Linked DNA regions of Homo sapiens: region 1 is linked to region 2. Evidence: chromatin contacts called from ENCODE Hi-C or POLR2A ChIA-PET data. All regions are on one chromosome and are shown on one strand. The core of a region is the stretch at or near the end of the contact, and the rest is flanking DNA. Distances in the headings are between cores, read along the strand shown.

What was found. Hi-C counts contacts between places; a loop is a spot of excess contacts on that map. ChIA-PET counts read pairs that join two places held with the same protein, here RNA polymerase II (POLR2A). Pooled maps may share reads with other maps.
Region 1: a map of PC-9 shows a loop between it and region 2 (2.1-fold over the local background). The contact joins two enhancer-like sites. A Hi-C loop is called at or near these places in 2 of 168 maps with a recorded cell type or tissue (PC-9 and endothelial cell of umbilical vein) and 1 of 50 pooled maps. POLR2A ChIA-PET finds 5 or more read pairs at or near these places in 2 of 52 experiments (AG04450 and activated CD4-positive, alpha-beta T cell).

Annotation. Positions count from the first base shown.
Region 1 is chr2:18,343,667-18,349,368 of GRCh38, forward strand. No RefSeq gene overlaps it. Among named protein-coding and RNA genes, the nearest start is that of RDH14, 210 kb to the right of the region's middle. Within about 2 kb of position 2,910, at least 2 of the 41 ENCODE cell types and tissues checked have a DNase peak (open chromatin) inside an H3K27ac peak, as active enhancers do.
Region 2 is chr2:18,297,302-18,302,972 of GRCh38, forward strand. LOC105373451 (a long non-coding RNA gene) reads right to left here. Exons shown (of 4, transcript XR_001739301.2): 2 at 4,343-4,483. Among named protein-coding and RNA genes, the nearest start is that of RDH14, 260 kb to the right of the region's middle. Within about 2 kb of position 2,655, at least 4 of the 41 ENCODE cell types and tissues checked have a DNase peak (open chromatin) inside an H3K27ac peak, as active enhancers do.

The sequences.
Region 1 (5,702 bases), core at 1,660-4,159, 47 kb after region 2:
AGAAATCATAATGGCAATTAGAAAATGCTTAAGACAATGAAAATGAAAACACTAAATAGCTTGTAGGATACAACTAAAGCAGTATTTAGATGAAAATTTATAGTTATAAATGCTGATGTAAAAAAAGAATGGCTGAAAAGTAATAAATGTTCAATTTAAAATTTTGAATAATAAAAATAGAGAAAATATAAAAACAAAAGAACATAAAGGTACAAAAATTAATAGAAAACAAAAAATGATGGAACAAACAACAAAGACAAAAGATATGTTTTAAGAAGGCAAATAATAGGCAAAATGCTGGCAAGATTGGTTATGAAACAGAAAGCACAAATGAACAAAATTATATCTAAAAAGGAGAATATAACCTTGGATAGAACAAAGATTTACTTCTGAAAAATTAGAGATTATTATTAACAACGTAATGCCATTAAATTTCTTTTTTAATTTCCAACTTTTTTTTATTATTATTATACTTTAAGTTCTAGGGTACATGTGCACAACATGCAGGTTTGTTACATATGTATACACGCGCCATGTTGGTGTGCTGCACCCATTAACTCGTCATTTACATTACATATATCTCCTAATGCTGTCCCTTCCCGCTCCCCCCACCCCATGACAGACCCCGGTGTGCGATGTTCCCCTTCCCGTGTCCCGTGTTCTTATTGTTCAATTCCCACCTATGAGTGAGAACATACGGTGTTTGGTTTTTGTCCTTGCGATAGTTTGCTGAGAATGATGGTTTCCAGCTTCATCCATGTCCCTGCAAAGGACATGAACTCATCTTTTTTCATGACTGCATAGTATTCCATGGTGTATATGTGCCACATTTTCTTAATTTAATTCCCAACTTTTATTTTAAGTTTGGGGGCATATATGCAGGATGGGCAGTTTTGTTACATATGTAAACATGTAGTGCTATTAAAATTTCAAATCATAGGTGAAACAATATTTTCAGAAAACTGTAACTTTAAACAAATTCAAAGGAAAATTGAAAATATGAATAAGCCTGTGTATATTAAGGTAAATTGCACTCACTATTAAAAATACACAAACATTTCTATATCCAGATAAGAGAATTATATCAAACATTCGAGGAACAAAAAATACTTACCTTGCCTTGTACAGTTGTAGAAAATAGAGATAGATAAAATAGCTTCTATCTTATTTAAAATGATTGATATGATCTTGATTTTAAAACCAGAGAATGTACAAGGAAAGAAAATAATAGGCAGTGTTGCTTAAAGAGTAGCAACATAAAAATTTGAAAAAAAAATTAACCAACATTCAACAGCACATTGAAATATATCTTATGATTTATTCATATTTATCCTTTGAGTAAGAGAAAGGTTTATCATTAGACACACTATTAATGTAAATATAATTGACCAGTTTAATGAATTGAGAGATAAAACATAAATTATTTAAGAGATATAAAAGTCTATCACAATACAATATCAATAGTGCTTCTTAGGACTAAGTACAGGATGCTATGGAAGCACAGAGAGAACATGATATATCTAGTCTCCTAAGATTTAGAAAATATTTTCTAGAACAAGTAGTATTAATTCTGAGACTTAAAGGATTTTAATAAGATTTAGCTGGGCTTTAGGTTCTCAGGTTGCACTGGAGGCAAAAGGATGGCTTAAGGAATAGAGATGGAGGGAGATGTGGGAAGCAAAGGTCACCAAGTTTAAGGACAAAGTCTGAAAGGCAAAAGAAATTTTGATACATTAAACAAGTAGGTAAATACCAGAAATGGTTGAGCATGGTCAGAGATAGGAACAAAATGAAGTAAGTAATGAAAGATGAGGTTGGTAAACAGTAGAGACCAGAACAGAAGGGATCTTCCAAGCTATGTTAAGAAGTATAGATTTCACTCTTCCAGAAAAGAATTAAGGAATTAAGTAGTGTGTGTATGATCAAATCATTACTCTGACAGTGTAGACAGTGGATTACAAGCAGAGAAAATTACAGATGAGAAGATAAAGGCAGCAGCTATCATCCAGGTGAGGGATTAGGATGACATAAATATGGAAGTAATAGCAAGGATGGAGAGAATGAATATATCCCACTGACACTTGGAGGATGGTTGATGGCATAGACCATGAGTGTGCAGAATGTCATTTGAAAGTGCTCTTGGGATCAATGTCTGAGGGGAAAGAGAAGGAAGCAGAACTATGGAGAGGGAGAAATGGGGTTGTAATGAAGACATAAGGCATTCACTGGGAGCTCTGGAGCTAGGACGGTCCGGTAGAGTTGTCTAGAGTTGGGCCTTTAAATTCTCCAAGAACTAGTCACTGGGCATGCGCTGTACTCTTGGATGAGGTAGTGCTCTAGGGTTGGGGAAATCCCGGAGAGGGCAGATGGCTGCAAGCTCTCAGCTGGCAGCATTCTTACCACTTGGAGAAATATGCACTTAAGTCCTGAAGGGCAGTCTGGGCAGTACAGACAGCAGAGTGTTTGCTGTTATTCAATATTGACAGTAAGGGAGTGGGAGCGGTGAAATGTAGCTTTAAATTTCTGGCTGAGGCATTTGGTGGATATTAATTCTATCCAGAGAGATAGGGGACATGGATGAAACTGTAAAGTTGGGTGAAGAAGGAACTGGCTCAGTTTAGGTCATGTGGAGTTTGATTCATACAGATGGAGATTCACACTGGCAGTTAAATTTGTAAAGCTTGATATAAGTATAAAGATTTGCACTGTGCGTATGTGTATGTGTGTGTGTGCATGCATGAATTTGTAAGTGTCATTTAGAAAAGGGCAGTTGCTCACATATGGAATAATTTTGTATAAATTAGAAAAAGCCCTCCTCTAGGTAAATACTGGCCCTGGAGTACACATCCTGGCAAGCAGAACACAGACTGAATCTCTGCCAGCACTCTCTCTCTCTTGGCCTAGCACTTTCGGGCAGTGTACAGACTGCACAGCCTTACTCAGCGGCCATGACTTAAATGACAAGTGAAGTCATAGGAATGAAATACATTGTCTAAAAAGATTAGTGAGGTGAGAAGGGATGTCTTCTGAAAGATGCCTAAGGAAAACCAATATTTAAGAAGTAAAAAAAAAAGGTGTTGCCCACAAAAATATTTGGAAAGACCAGTTAGGGAGGTTGGGGAAAATGTGTTATTCATACTAAAATTTTAAAACCCTAATATTCAAGAAAGAGTTTGAACAGTGTCAAAAGCTGCAGAGAAGGCCAGTAAAATAAGACTGTGAGATATTCCCATTGAATTTATCAATGTGATGCTAATAAAAACTGATTAAATACATTAGCGCTAAAACCCTTTTCATCACCATTTATTATTTGTGGATTAAGAATCCCTTAGGGACTTAACAGGCTAGCCTCAGAGTCATCAATATGAATATCACTTGTCAGGCACTGGCCATGTTGAAATGCACAGTCAAATAAAGATATATTAACATAGACTATGCAATTATCGGATGACTGAGTCTGAATAGTAGCTATCATTTATCTGGCTTTCTTTGTATGTTAGACACTCTACATAGCACCTTAATTAAACCTCGAAACCACCCTATGAGGTAGATATCATTATACTGATTTTACAGATGAGAAATATGAGATTTCAGAGTTGTGAGTTACTTGTCAAAGATGCATAGTGATAAGTCGATGAATTAAGATTCTGCTCCACATCTGAATATTCCATGGCCCGTGTCTCTTCCTCTGTCATTGTGCCTGCAGAATCCTAAGATTGTGTTTAAAGCACACCTTACCCTATAATATTCAATTCCTGAATTCCTGAGTATCAAGCAGTACTAGCAAATATCTGCAGGGGCTTTTTAATTTAATTTAATTTTTTAATTTTTTAAATTATATGGCCTCCTGCCATGGAAGCCTGAAGTGACCCCTGGCAGATGAATGCCACATTCCCCATCAATCCAAATGCAATATAAACACAACTCAGGCTTGTTTTACAATGCAGACCCTGCCAGGCAGTATAAGTAGTGGTGTTTATTTTCACAACTGCAGTGATTATTGTCCTTAAATCAAGAATGTGTTATTGGTCTATATATCAAAGGTTGAATTTTAAATTACTGATCTACCAAGTTAGAAATCAAGAAGAACAAACAGCACCTTAAAATGCTGTAAATTTTTCACTACAACCAAATTCTTCATGAACACTCGACCTTAACTTTTCTCTCCAACCTATTATCTGTACTAGGGACAGGTCCTAAATTTATTAATATGATGTATGGGGAGACTATTTAAGTCTCCAGCTCCTGTTATCCTGGAGAAAGATTCTAGCATTGACCTATCAGACAATTACATGAGTAGATAAATGCCCTTTTATTCCTTAAACTAGTTCAAAACAGATAATTACTTTTTTCATTTTAAATGTGCATTCTTTTAAAAAGTCAGTTATTCTTATGTCACTGACTATTGTATATTTCAATAGTATTTCATAGTTTAGAATTATGCTTCTATATGCAATTATTTGTTTTAATATTTACCATAACCTTAACTATGTACTTTTCTTATATTTAAATTAAACATGGTTAGTCCCAAAAAACACAGAGAGTTCAATGAAGTAATATACCACAGTCACAGATTTCTTAAAGTTATTTAAATAAATCTTTTCCTAGGAAGACTGAATATTAAAAACTATCTTCTTGTATAGAAAAGGGTATACAAGATGCTACATTTTATATAAGAAACGATAAAATGTAAGTATAGTTACATGTATTTGATTATTTTGCAAAAGAAACACTGGAAAAAATAAGCCAGAAACCAATAAAAACCATTACTTTTATGAGCAAAGTGGTGATGGTAGTGGTGGTATGGGAAAAAAAAATGGATGGAGAGGTTAGGTTTGAAAAAAGGACATCTCAATGCATGCACCTTTTTGTATAATTTTTAGTTTTGAGTCACGTAAATGTTTTAAAATAAACATTTAGTGATATAAATATCCCTCTAAGAACTGCTTTAGCTGCATGCCACAAATTTTGATATGTTTTTAAATTTCATTTATAATATTTAAAAATTTCCCTGTTAACTTCTTTTTGAACCTATGAATTATTTAGAATTGTCTTATTTAATTTCTAAATATTTTGGAATTTCCCAGCTATGTTTCTGTTTTTATTTCCAGTTTAATTTCATTGTGACTCAAGAAAATATATAGTCTCTATTCTTTTACACTTGTTGAATTGTTTTATGATTCAGATTAAGTCTTTCTTGGAGAAGATTCCATGCACGCTTGAGAAGAATGTATATTCTACTATTGTTGGATTGGAGTGTTCTATAAATATCAGTTAGGTCAAACTGATTGATAGTTTGTCTATAACCTTACTTTATTTCTACTTGTTCTATAAATTATTGAGAGAGCAAGTTTGAACTCTAATTTTAGAGATCTGTACTTCTTTTTAAAATCAGTTTTTGAAGTTCAGCTATTAGAAGTATACACATTTAGGATTATGTCTTCTTGGAAAATTGACGCATTTGTGGCTATGTAATGAGTTTTTTATCTCTAATATTTCTTATTGTGGATTCTATGTTTTCTGAAATTAATAGAATTATACCAGCTTTCTTTTGATTAATATTTTCATGGCATATCTTTCTTCATTTGCAAAAGTTGTAGAGATAGGTGATTTAAAAATTAACAAGTTAGGCTATTGAAATATAAATCACTCTTGTAACTCTGGAATCATCTGAAGTTTTCAGAATTAAATTGATTAGGAAT
Region 2 (5,671 bases), core at 1,405-3,904:
CTTGCAAACACAGAGATTTTTAGACAAATATTCAAAGAGGAGAAAATATATATAACCAAGGTATCTGTTAACGAGAAATTATTTCAGTACTGATACTGTTAACCTAGAAAGAATAATAGAAAAACTGAAGAGTGTATTCTACTACCACAGAGAAATTATAGTGTTAAACAGGCAAATGTAGCTAAATCCAGAGAAGAGAAAAATGTATATTTCCTGGGTCCTGATCTTTCTGCAATACAATTTCTTGCTTAAATGTACATCCTTTCCATTTCATAAAATAAAATTGTCGTAGTATTTATTGAGGAATTCGAATAGAAACGCTTGGTGATTATAATAGTATCCTCTTCCTGAGCATATCAAAATCAAAAGGGCCAGAGAAGGCATGCATGCATTCTCCCTCTTTAGATGTAACCCCGCCCAACACATCCAGCATGTGGAATACATATGATTATGCAGAAGCACCTCCCTCCCTGTACTGATAGTTTCCTCCCTGGATGTCGAATTTACTCATTCAATCAAGAGTGAGTTCCTAAAAAGGGAAAAATAAGAACCTGTCTCTGTCCTGGAGCCTGGCACAGTCCAGTGAGATGAAAGAAATAGAAAACAGCTTATTAGTACACTAGGCAATAAGCCTATAGCAGGAAAAACTAGAAAATTCCAGATGAAATCAGAGGAGAGAGTGATGGACTCTGAAATATTGTGAGAAGATTGGACTAAAGAGTTGACATCTGAAATCGGTTTTGATACATTACAGGTATCTTATTAAATTCTCCTATTTTGCCTTCTCCATCTCTCACTCTCTTTTTCTTTTGCTCTGTAATACATGTGGTAAAATTATGTAGCCCTTTTAAAATGCTTCGTAGTCATAATGTTATTTTTAATCTTTCTGCATCTGCTTTGCTTATGTTCTTATGAATAATCTTATTAATACATTTTGCCAAAGCTATCATATCTAGATGAACCTGTGAAGCATGAATTGAGCTAATGTGCCCCCAGAAGGCATAGCACAGGTTTACAGTAATGTTATAGGACTCAGTGAACATAAATATTTTTGTAATAATAATAATAGATATTCAACAATGTAACAGGCTGCTGTGGAGAGTAGTAAGTTCTTTATCTTCATAACAATTTGAGTAATGCTATACTTCTATTAATGTGGGATCATGTTATATTGACTTTAGTTTAATATAGCTACAAAGTTGTTGGTTGGGTCTATGAGAAAATCTTTACATATATTTACTTAATCATCTTGACCTTTTTTATTCTCTCTTTGGACATAATTCTACAAGTCATGACTTTGATGATAATATTTCAGGACCAATGACAGTGATTTTCATCCATGGTAACATGGATGTTGATTTGGTACTAAATAGCAGCAACAACAAAAAGATTATCTGCAGAGATATTATATAATATGTCCAATTGATCAGTCTAAGTTTCAGAGTTGAGAAGGAGAAAGACTAACGTATATTAAGCAACCCACTGTACTATCTCATTCCATCCTCCCCCCAAAATGTGTGGTAAATATTTTGTTCATACATATATGATATATGTGTGTATATATATGTGTGTATATATACAAGTGAACACACACATAATACTTTTACAAGCTGTCGATTATATGTTTACGAGTGAGGAAGTGAAGGCTTAAAATAACTTTTTCATGGTCACATTATTAGTATTCAGTCCCACTTATGATTTCAAATCTCATTGCCTTTCTACTCATAGAAGATAAAATAAACAAAAAAAGAGGAAAGGTTGTATCTGCATAGGCAAAAATAAGCATGCAGTTTAACCAAATTGAAAAAGGAGAAATGTGCACTTTTATAGAGAATGGAGGAAAGACATTACTGAGAAAGTAACTTATTACCAGCTATATTTGGTTGTTTAAAAACACTTTGCCTTGTAATAAAAATTATATTTATACGTACATTGAATCTTTTTTTCTTTTTTTGAAGACAGGGTTTTACTCTGTCACCCAGGCTGGAGTGCAGTGGAATGATCATTGCCCACTGCAGTCTGAAACTCTGGGGCTAAAGTGGTCCTTCTGCCTCAGCTTCCCAAGTAGCCAGGAGTACAGGTGCACACCATCACATTCAGCTAATTTTTTCAAAATATTTTGGAAAGATAGGGTCTTTTTATGTTGCCCAGGCTGATCTCAAACTCCTGGCCTTAAGCCGTCTTCCCACATTGGCCTCCCAAAGTTCTGGGATTACAGGCTTGAGTCACCATGTCCAGCCTACACATTGAAACATTGAATCTTTATTTTCTCAAAATGAGCCTGACCCAGTTTAGGTTATCTCCTGAGGTCAAACAGTTATGAGCCAGGACAAGAGGAAGTCTGTCTGCTTCTGTCAATGTGTAATCAGCCTGCAGAAATTTCTGGAATGCTGGTGGCTGAGATGCCTTTGGTGTTACTCAAGGAGTGTCTTATCTGTAAGACTACTTTTCTAAAGGAAAGGGAAAATAATTCAACCTAAACTTTCTGAATTCACAAAGATTAAATGAGGACAGTGTTGTTGTGGGGTGAATGAAAAATGAGTACAATAGTAAAATAATATAAAGGGAACTAACTCTAGGGTAAGTCCATCAAAATAATTACGCATAAAAGCTCATGAAACAAATACAGGCTTTGTAGGAATAAACGCTGTTAGAACGCCTGAACAATACCTTTGAAATAGTTGCATAATCGTTGTAAGGAAATTAGGCGATGGCTTATGCATATTTCATGAAGCCTGTACGTCGCCCTGTCTAGGCTTGTGCACACACTTACGAATGAACAGCAGCCAAAGCACTCACTTTTGCATTTAATAGCAGTGTAAATCTGATCTGCAAATGTATCCCCACACTTTCTCAATATGCTTTTCCCTAATTTTTTTTTCCTGTAGAAAATTCTACTCATCCTTTAAAGCCTCAGACATAGCCTTGTTGGTAGCTGGTAATACATGGATTACTGATTTAAATAAAAACAGACTGAATTTTGCATGTTTCTAGTACTATTGATAAACACGTTTTGGATTATCCAATTTTATGAACTACAATAGGTCTTTTCTGTTGTAAAAGAAGATCTCTTCTGAATGTAGAAAAAAAAAAAGCTGCAGAGCCATCTGTTAAAGGTATACTGAACATGAACTCTGTGTGAAGTAGTGACAAGAACACTAGCCTGATGGTTAGGAGATATTGGTCCTTATCCTAACTCATCATCGATTCCGTGTGCAACTTTTAACAGACATCTTTCCTGTTGTTTCTGTTTGTACGACTTAGTCAGGAAAGATACCTTGTTAAACGTTGCACAGAGAGTGCAGCTTAACTTGCAGAGTAAGTTGCTTACTATACAGCACATTTAGCTTCTTGCCTTTTCAGATAGACTGTGGTCAACAGGCATTGTTGTGCATCTTTTATGTCCAATAACACTCAGCAGTGTGAGGTACCTAGAAGATACTAAGATATTTCGCTTTAATTGATTTAAATTAATTGGATTTTATTGTTCTCCTGTGTGGACTAGAAAAAACCATCCTTGCTCTGCATACTGCACACTTTGTTCTGTGGCAAATCATTGCATGTGAGGTTATGTTAGGGGAAACAACACATAAGGCATTATGTAAACAGACAGATCGGGGCCAGCATCTTCATCTCAAGAGAAGCAGATCTGACTTATATGGCCTAACCTGTGAATTCAGTAAAGGGAAATAAATCCTTTGTAGGTTGAATAACAGCAACCAAAATACCAGCTCTAGAATCTGCGTGTTGAAACCTCACAATGCTGCAGCATTTTTTTCTGCAGGAATATTGCATCTGAGCTTCTCATCTATTTTTCTGCCTTCATGTATGGGTGTCTCTGATTGATTCATAAATATGGAAAGTCGTTGTCCTTATTTAGAATCAGGACCATGTCATCTTTCCCTGTTATACAATGCTGTCTCACAGGGGCACAACACTTTCACCCACAGTGTTGCTGGAGCTTCACAAAAACAGTGATTCAAGTAAGGAGATTCTCCATATTTTTGGAAGACAAACTCAATAAAATGAATTGATTTGCCAATATCAAAAGGCTGCTTAGTATCAGAGCCAAGATAAAAATAAAGGATGCTTGATTCCCAGACCTCGTCATGGTTCTTTCCCACCATAGTACCTTGGACTTGAAAGGAAAAACTGGTTCATGTGACATAGATCCTTGAGATCAATTACAGCCCATCTCCGGTGTCCATGTTTGACTTCACATTAGTGACCTATAACTATTTAGTTACATTCTCAGTCTCCTGAGTTTCAGTTTGATGCCTTGGTTTACTTCCAGAAAAACCCACAAGGTAGATGATAAGCCATTAGGGAATTATGTTCTTACCACTCTAACAGCAGCTGTTCAACATGAGGTTATACCATCTCTCAGCAGGGACATTGGCATATGATTACCACTCTAAAGACTTCCAAGGATCTTTTTTCTCAGGACCATCCTTACATTGGAATATTTGGCATTCTGTATCTTCTAGAAATGTAGATACATAAAATTTTTGTTAGGTTGGGATCTTTAAGAAAGCTATGTTTATAATATCTTCTTAGAGAGGGCTCCAGCCATTGTAGTCTCTATTCTGACAACTCATCTTTTCGTATTTTAAAAAATCCCCAAATTATTATGCTAGTATCAGCATTAAATTTCTTTCCTGTCCATCCTCATAAAATAACAGATGTGATTAAGTCAATATTTTGGATACTTTAACATTATCTGATTCATTTTCAGACCAAGTGAAGCTTTATCCAGATGTTCATGACTTTGATCTAGAATGGATGGCAAGTATATTTATCAAGACATTAATTGTCTTCTAACCACCAGCTCTTGCATATAACCACGTCATGAATAAAAACTTTAAAAATCAAGTTATTGCCAGTCTAGAAATATGCAAAATATTTTGTTTCCTTACATTGATTATAGACTCTGGTTAATGTTTGATCTAGAATGAATAGGTGATATCTTGCATATCACTGGTTTTCCAGAATCTTTGAAATATATATTTTTATTTCTAAATAGACTTATTCAGAAACATACTTATACATTTAAAGAATGTATAAAATAAAACAATCTGCTTTGTAGCAGCCTTGGTTGCATCACTTTTGTGATAATATATGTAATAAATTTATTAAGGTAAGACTGTTATTTTTCTTACTCCTTCCTATTTCTTAGTAGTGTTATGTGCACAAAATGGATTCTGATGATTTTAACAAATAAATATGTACCACTAATATGTGTAAGCAAGTATTCTAGGTTCCTCATGAACAAGTATCAGTGCTATATAATTTATTTAATTGTATAGATAATTCAGTATGTAGATGTAATTATGACCAATGTTTATAATGTGTTGTGTGCTTCAGTTACTGTCATTTTACTTTAACCAACTACAAAATCTTAAAAAGTGTGAGTCAGAAGCTGAGTGCTAATTGGTATTCTAGGTTTTCAGAACGGCATAAGAGTAGAATAAATGTCGTTGCCTACTTTTAAGGTACTTGTCACCTATATAGGGTGAAAAACCAAGAACAGGTCAATGCCCTTTGGAGCTCCAGGCCTTACCTTGGGAGGAACATTAAGCACAGGGGATTTCATCTTTTAGGCCTCCATGACATTGTTCCTGGCACAGAAAATTCTCTTTATCATTTGCTGATAGACAGGGAAGGTTGAGGG